2 separate regions of the Homo sapiens genome follow, and region 2 is linked to region 1. A link is a contact called in ENCODE Hi-C or POLR2A ChIA-PET data. All regions are on one chromosome and are shown on one strand. Each heading gives the region's core, a stretch centred on a gene start or an enhancer-like site at or near the end of the contact. The rest is flanking DNA. Distances are from core to core; before and after follow the strand shown.

The links. Hi-C counts contacts between places; a loop is a spot of excess contacts on that map. ChIA-PET counts read pairs that join two places held with the same protein, here RNA polymerase II (POLR2A). Pooled maps may share reads with other maps.
Region 2: a loop to region 1 is called in a map of naive thymus-derived CD4-positive, alpha-beta T cell, with 30 times the contacts of the local background. The contact joins two enhancer-like sites. A Hi-C loop is called at or near these places in 8 of 168 maps with a recorded cell type or tissue (CD4-positive, alpha-beta memory T cell, MCF 10A, PC-3 and 4 more), 16 of 37 single-sample maps with no recorded cell type and 16 of 50 pooled maps. POLR2A ChIA-PET finds 5 or more read pairs at or near these places in 4 of 52 experiments (BJ, OCI-LY7, activated naive CD4-positive, alpha-beta T cell and 1 more).

What each region holds. Positions count from the first base shown.
Region 1 is chr16:16,126,287-16,129,737 of GRCh38, forward strand. All of the region lies in intron 26 of ABCC1 (ATP binding cassette subfamily C member 1 (ABCC1 blood group)), which reads left to right. Among named protein-coding and RNA genes, the nearest start is that of ABCC6, 95 kb to the right of the region's middle. Within about 2 kb of position 1,510, at least 6 of the 41 ENCODE cell types and tissues checked have a DNase peak (open chromatin) inside an H3K27ac peak, as active enhancers do.
Region 2 is chr16:15,821,207-15,824,657 of GRCh38, forward strand. MYH11 (myosin heavy chain 11) reads right to left here. Exons shown (of 41, transcript NM_002474.3): 3 at 2,049-2,205. Among named protein-coding and RNA genes, the nearest start is that of MYH11, 34 kb to the right of the region's middle. Within about 2 kb of position 1,850, at least 10 of the 41 ENCODE cell types and tissues checked have a DNase peak (open chromatin) inside an H3K27ac peak, as active enhancers do.

The sequences.
Region 1 (3,451 bases), core at 260-2,759:
CTCCCTTCAACAGACAGATAAACAGCAGCCCTCACACTTGGAGTCTTCAACAGGACGGATTCTGTCTATCAGAAATAACCTTCTGTTATTTGTTATGAATTTGGTTTTTTTGTGTGTGTGATGGAGTCTCACTGTCACCCAGGCTGGAGTGCAGTGGCACAATCTCGGCTCACTGCAACCTCCTCCTCCCAGGTTCAAGTAATTCTCCTGCCTCAGCCTCCCAAATAGTTGGGATTACAGGTGCCTGTCATCATGCCTGGCTAATTTTTGTATTTTTAGTAGAGATGGGGGTTTCACTAAGTTGGCCAGTCTGGTCTCAAACTCTTGACCTCAGGTGATCCGCCTGCCTCAGCCTCCCAAAGTGCTGGGATTACAGGCGTGAGCCACTGCGCCTGGCCTGTTATGTATTTGTATAGGGGACTCCTGTTACGGAAAATAATACTACTTTTCCTTTTGTGATTGTAATAAATTTTCCTCTTAAGTAAGTTGAGAAATTAAGTCTAAGTGACTTGATTAAGCATATTAAAACAACAAGAGAATGAGTACATGCATACTACACGAATGATGTAGCTGGGAACTGACCAAAGTTTGGGAAACCCTGCCGTTATTGAACCCCAGTCCCCTTTTTATAGATGGAGAAAAAGGGAACCTGGGGAGGGACAACAGCTGATCCAAGGTCCCACGTGGCTTGGTAGAACAGCTGGGACTAGGACCCGTGCCTCCAGTCTTTGATGTTGCGTTGCCCTTAATAACTGCCTTCTTAGGCCCTGAACAGCAGCACAAGTAGGAACAGCAGTGATAATAGATAATCACAATAATGCCTGGCGACACCCCCACCCTACATTAATGATAACAGGGACACACATAGTGCCTTGTAGAATGTCAGGCCCAGACTTAAACGTTTAATATAGAGTAATGCACTCAGTCTTTACCCCGCTCTATGACTGATTTTTGAGACACGGTCTCACTCTTGCCCGGGTTGGAGTGTAGTGCGATCTCATTCGCTGCCTCCCAGGCTCAAGTGATTCTCCTACCTCTGCCTCCTGAGTGTCTGGGACCACGGGCATATGCCATCACACCGGACTGATTTTTGTATTTTTAGTAGAGACGGGATTTTGCCCAGACTCATCTTGATCTCCTGAGCTCTAGTGATCTGCCTGCCTTGGCCTCCCAAAGTGCTGGGATTACAAGCGGGAGCCACCATGCCCAGCCCAGCCCTATAATTTAGATGCTACTATTACCCCCATTTTACAGGTGAGGAAACTGAGACAAAAAGCTGAAGTTACTTGCCCAAGATCACATGGCTGGTAAATGGCAGACCTAGGCGTTGAGCCTGTGCCTCCTCAGAGACCCTATCCAGTGCCATGGGAGTCATGCTACCCGGCCTCCTGAGGAGAGATGCCCCTTGGGAGTGAGACCAAGGCCTCTGTAAGGTCTGTCCTCCTGAGGAATTCACAGAGGTGACCTCGGCCCACTCCTTTAACATTCTGACTGGGTGAACCAGGTCCCATGTCACGGGTGAGCATTGTAAGAATGGCGTGAGTGCCCCCGTGAGGAACCAAGGGTGTATTACACCGGCGGCTTCCAACTTGACACTGAATTTAATTCACTTACAAGGTATTTCATTAGGTTTTTTTTTTTTTTTTTTTTAGATGGAATTTGGCTTTTTTTTTGCCCAGGCTGGAATGCAGTGGCACGATCTCAGCTCACTGCAACCTCCACCTCCTGGGTTCAAGTGATTCTCCTGCCTCAGCCTCCCAATTAGCTGGGATTACAAGTACCCACCACCCCGCCCAGCTAACTTATTTCATTAGTTTTTATAATAGCCTCATTGACATGTGAATTTCACATGCCATGGAATTCACCCAGTTAAAGCGTTCAGTTAGATTGAATTCAGTTTTTTTTTTGTTTGTTTGAGACTTAAGTCTCGCTCCAGCCTGGAGTGCAGTGGCATGATCTCAGCTCACTGCAACCTCCTTCTCCTGGGTTCAAGCGATTCCCAGCCTCCTGAGTAGCTGGGATTACAGGCGATTTTTGTATTTTTAGTAGAGAAGGGATTTCACCATGTTGGCCCGGCTGGTCTCGAACTCCTGACCTCGTGATCCACCCGCCTCAGCCTCCCAAAGTGCTGGGATCACAGGTGTGAGCCACCACACCCGGCCTGAGTTCAGTTTTTAAAAGCATTTTACTTTTGACTGACTTTTATATTTTTAGAAGGATCGTGTTTGACAAACCCAAGAGAAAGTAATTGTCCTCATTAGTCCTACCACTATTCTGTATTTGCATGTATTTTTATATATAGATAGAAAGTTCCACATACTTCTCTCCATTCCGCTCACTGTGTTGTTATAGCATCTCCCCTTCAATTATGTACATAAATTATAAAATAGAGATACACTTGTTGTTTTAAAAAAGAAAAAATCAATACAGGGCTGGACACAGTGGCCCACGCCTGCAATCCCAGCACTTTGAGAGGCCAAGGTGGGTGGATCACTTGAAGCCAGGAGTTCGAGACCAGCCTGGCCAACGGTGAATCCCGTCTCTACTAAAAATACAAAAATTAGTTGGCATGGTGGCAGGTGCCTATAATTCCAGCTACTTGGGAGGCTGAGGTGGGAGGATCGCTGGAACCCGGGAGGTGGAGGTTGCAGTGAGCTGAAGAAACATCACTGCACTCCAGCCTGGGTGACAGAGTGAGACTCTGTCTCGAAAAACAAAAAAACAAAGAAGTTTATGGTGGAGAAAGACAGTTTGTTCCTGTTCGCCCCGTTCCTCTCCTCTCCAGAGAGAGGCCCCATTAGCATTCGGGTGAATTTCCCCCAAAACTTTCCCGTGTGGATTCCCACATACCCCAACACTTTTGTTTGCTTGTTTCTTTTTCTTTTAACGTAAGTGGAATCTACCTGTTATCCTGTGAAACCTTTTCTTTAACCATGAGGCACCTTTGCATCTGTGTATAGTAACAGTCACTGCCTCTAAGGGCTGCTGTGAGGCTCAGATGAGATCATGGGTCTCAAGTGCTGAGCAGAGCAACTTGCCTTAGTTGCATTGTAAGCGCTCAATAATAACATTTATTTTTTGGCCAGGCGCGGTGGCTCACGCCTGTAATCCCAGCACTTTGGGAGGCCAAGGCAGATGGATCACTTGAGCCCAGGAGTTTGAGACGATCCTGGGCAACATGGTGAGACATCGTCTCTACAAAATAAAAAATAATACTTTTTGTTGTTGGCGGTGGTGGTGGGGTTTTTTTTTGTTTTTTTTTTTTTGAGACAGAGGAGTCTTGCTGTGTCACCCAGACTGGAGTGTAGTGGTTTTATCTTGGCTCACTGCAACCTCTGCCTCCCAGATTCTAGTGATCGTCGTGTCTCAACCTCCCAAGTAGCTGAGATTACAGGCTCCCACCATCAGGCCCAGCTAATTTTTGTATTTTTAGTAGAGCCAGGGTTTCACC
Region 2 (3,451 bases), core at 600-3,099, 300 kb before region 1:
GCCCACTCTCTTTCCCTCCTCCACACACATACTATCTACAGTGAAACTTTGGTCTCTGTTTTAAGTGATCTTTTTCTGGAACGAATTATCTTCAGATAGTAAAAATTTCCTTCATTTCATGCCATTTAGTTCAGTTAGTGTAATGAAAGGTCACGTAACAAAATGTTAATGGTGATGAGTTTTGGATGATAGAATCATAGGTGCCAGCAAGTTCTCTTTTACTTAAATATATGTTTAAGTTTTTCTAGAATGAATATACAATATTAAAGACTTTTTCAAGTTACAAATAAATTTTTTCAGAGCACTGTAGAAATGCTTACCCATCTGTCGCTCCCCCTCCTTCTCCTTTGCTAACAGAATTTTCTTTCTTTTTGGTATTTAGATTAAAATGTGCTTAGTGGGACCTCAGCTCCAGAAAAGAACCAGGAATTGCTGGGTATGGTGGCTTATGCCTGTAATCCCAGCACTTTGGGAGGCCGAGGCGGGTGGATCATGAGGTCAGGAGATCGAGACCATCCTGGCTAACAAGGTGAAACCCCGTCTCTACTAAAAATACAAAAAATTAGCCGGGCGCGGTGGCGGGCGCCTGTAGTCCCAGCTACTCGGGAGGCTGAGGCAGGAGAATGGCGTGAACCCGGGAAGCGGAGCTTGCAGTGAGCCGAGATTGCGCCACTGCAGTCCGCAGTCCGGCCTGGGCGACAGAGCGAGACTCCGTCTCAAAAAAAAAAAAAAGACAGATACCTGACTCCAGGAGCCATCACTTTACAACCTGAGATTACAGCTCCAAGATTGCCTTTGCAAGGCTCCACCTGCTGGTCTTTGGAGGTAATGGCAGGCCCTGCCTAGAAGGGCCAAGATTCTGGTCCTACCTGTGGAGTCTGGCTCACTGTCAGAAAGTTGGGGCACTTATACCTGAGTCCCTCTATCTTGGGGGCGGGGTCGTGGCATCTCTCAGGCACACCTGGATTCCGGCCTCAAGAACTTCCAGAATTGGGCTCCTCTCAACTCCCAACTCAGATCCCTGGGTTCCCACCTGTTGGTGCCCTTTCAGAGGGGGTGTGAGTTTTCGAGTTTCTTGTACTCTTCGCCTGACCTGGTACACTTGTTTGCATTAACTGCCTAGTCCCTCTGTTTGACTTGGGGGTGGCTATTTCAGGGGCTCCAAAGTGTTCTAAATAGAAGGTGAGAAGGCCTGGGTGCAGTGGCTCATGCCTATAATCCCAGAACTTTGGGAGGCCAAAGTGGGAGGATCGCCTGAGGCCAAGAGTTTGAGACCAACCAGTATAGCAAGATCCTGTCACTTCCAAAAACAAAACAAAACAAAACAAAAACAAAACAAAAAAACCCACCTTTTTAAAATTAGCTTGACATGACAGTCCACACCTATAGTCCCAGCTACTTGGGAGGCTGAGGCAGGAGAATTGCTTGAGCCCAGGAGGCGGAGGTTGCAGGGAGCCGAGATGGCACCACTGCACTTCAGCCTGGGCGAGAAAGTGAGACCCTGTCTCAAAAATAATAAAACAATAGTAAAAATAATAACGTATAAACATGAAAGTAATAGGCACAAGTCTTAAGTTTGGAAAAACCAGCATTAACAATCTTCACAAGAAGCTACAAGATAGAGACTATCACCCCTTTTGACAAATGAGGAAACTGAGGCTGAAGAGGAAAAGATATTTACCCACAGTCCCACAGGGGTTGAGGGACAGGTAGGTGTCAACACAGACCACAATGGCTCAGCCCCAGGGCTGTTCCCCACCCTCTTTCCATCCTTTGCAGACAGCTGGCCCGACGGGGACCTTGGGCAGCGAGCCCCGGAGCTGGAGCTGGAGCGGGCCCATGCCCGTATTTGCCCAAGCTCTTGGCTCTCCCTCACCCTCCCAGGCTGCAAACACAGATGTTCCTTTTGCTTTTTCCCTTTTTCAGCCACAGTAACTCCTGGTCCCTCGCAGTGCCTGCCAAACTCCACATTCCTGGCAAGAACTGCAGACAAGCAGGACAGGAGGGGCTCCCTGGAGCTGGCCCCGTGCAGCCCTGAGTTCACTCACCTTGAAGCATGCTCCGGTAGGCCGTGTCTGCGATGGCGTAGATGTGAGGCGGCATCTCGTGCCTCTTCTTGCCCTTGTACATGTCGACGATCTTCTCCGAGTAGATGGGCAGGTGTTTATAGGGGTTGACCACCACGCAGAAGAGGCCAGAGTACGTCTGCAGACAGAGAACCCAGCTTACTTCCAGACCTCCTCCAGGGTAGACAGATTGCACAGAAGCACTCAATATTCTCATGTTAGAGATGGGGAAACTGGAGCTTGGAGTCTTAGTGGAAACCCTGGGCCTCACTGATATTCCAGGTACGTGGGAAGAGGAGAAAGGGCGAGAGTGGGTTTCCAAGCTGCCTATGTTTTATTTTGCAACTGTGGGGGGTTTTGTGTTTGTTTTGAGATGGGGTCTCACTCTGTCACCTAGGCTGGAGTGCGGTGGTGTGAACGTGACTCACTGAAACCTTGACCTTTCTGGACTCAGGTGATCCTCCTACCTCAGCCTCCTGAGTAGCCAGGACTACAGGCGGGCGCCACCAGGCCTGGCTGATGTTTATATTTTCTGTAGAGACATGGGTTTCACTGTGTTGCTCAGGCTGGTCTCAAATTCCTGGGCTCAAGCAATTCTCTCATTTCAGCCTCCCAAAGCACTGGGATTATAGTTGTGAGCCATTGCACCTGGCCAAACTGTGGAGTTTTGAAGAGCTCTGGGTTCAAATCTCAGCTCCACTCCTCCGACCTGCCACTTTACCTCCCCGGACCTCACTGGCTTAAATAACAGCCACCGTTCATTGAGCACTTACTATGTGTTGGGCACCGAACTAAGCACTACGCAGGATCTTTTTTGGATGCTGACAATCATATTAAATGCTCATCATTTAACAGGTGGCACAGAAAATGAACAGTGTGCTTAAGATATTAACTCAGGAACATTTAATAAAGAAAGTGTTTACAGATATGTGTGCAGAATTAAAGAAACCCAACCAGTGACGGGAGCAGTTAAGTCTGAAGAGCAAGAACAGAAGAGAATGTTGTTTACTTTTTTTTTTTTTTGAGACAGGGTCTTGCTCTGTCGCCCAGGCTGCAGTGTAGTGGGGTGATCTTGGCTCACTACAACCTTGAGTTTCTGGGCTTAAGTGATCCTCTCGCCTCAGCCTCCCAAGTAGGTGGTACCACAGGTGTGCACAACCATGCCCAGGTAATTTTTATTTTGTTTTTTGTAGAGACAGGGTTTCACCATATTGCCCAGGCTGGTCTCGAACTCCTGAGCTGAGGTGATGCGCCAGTCTCAGCCTCCCAAAGTGCTGGGATTACAGGTGGGAACCACCGCACTCAGCCAGAGAGGGAATGTCGTTAACTGAACATTGGAGGCATAGAAAGCCACACACCCCTAAAAAGGGGCTGTCCAGAGGGAT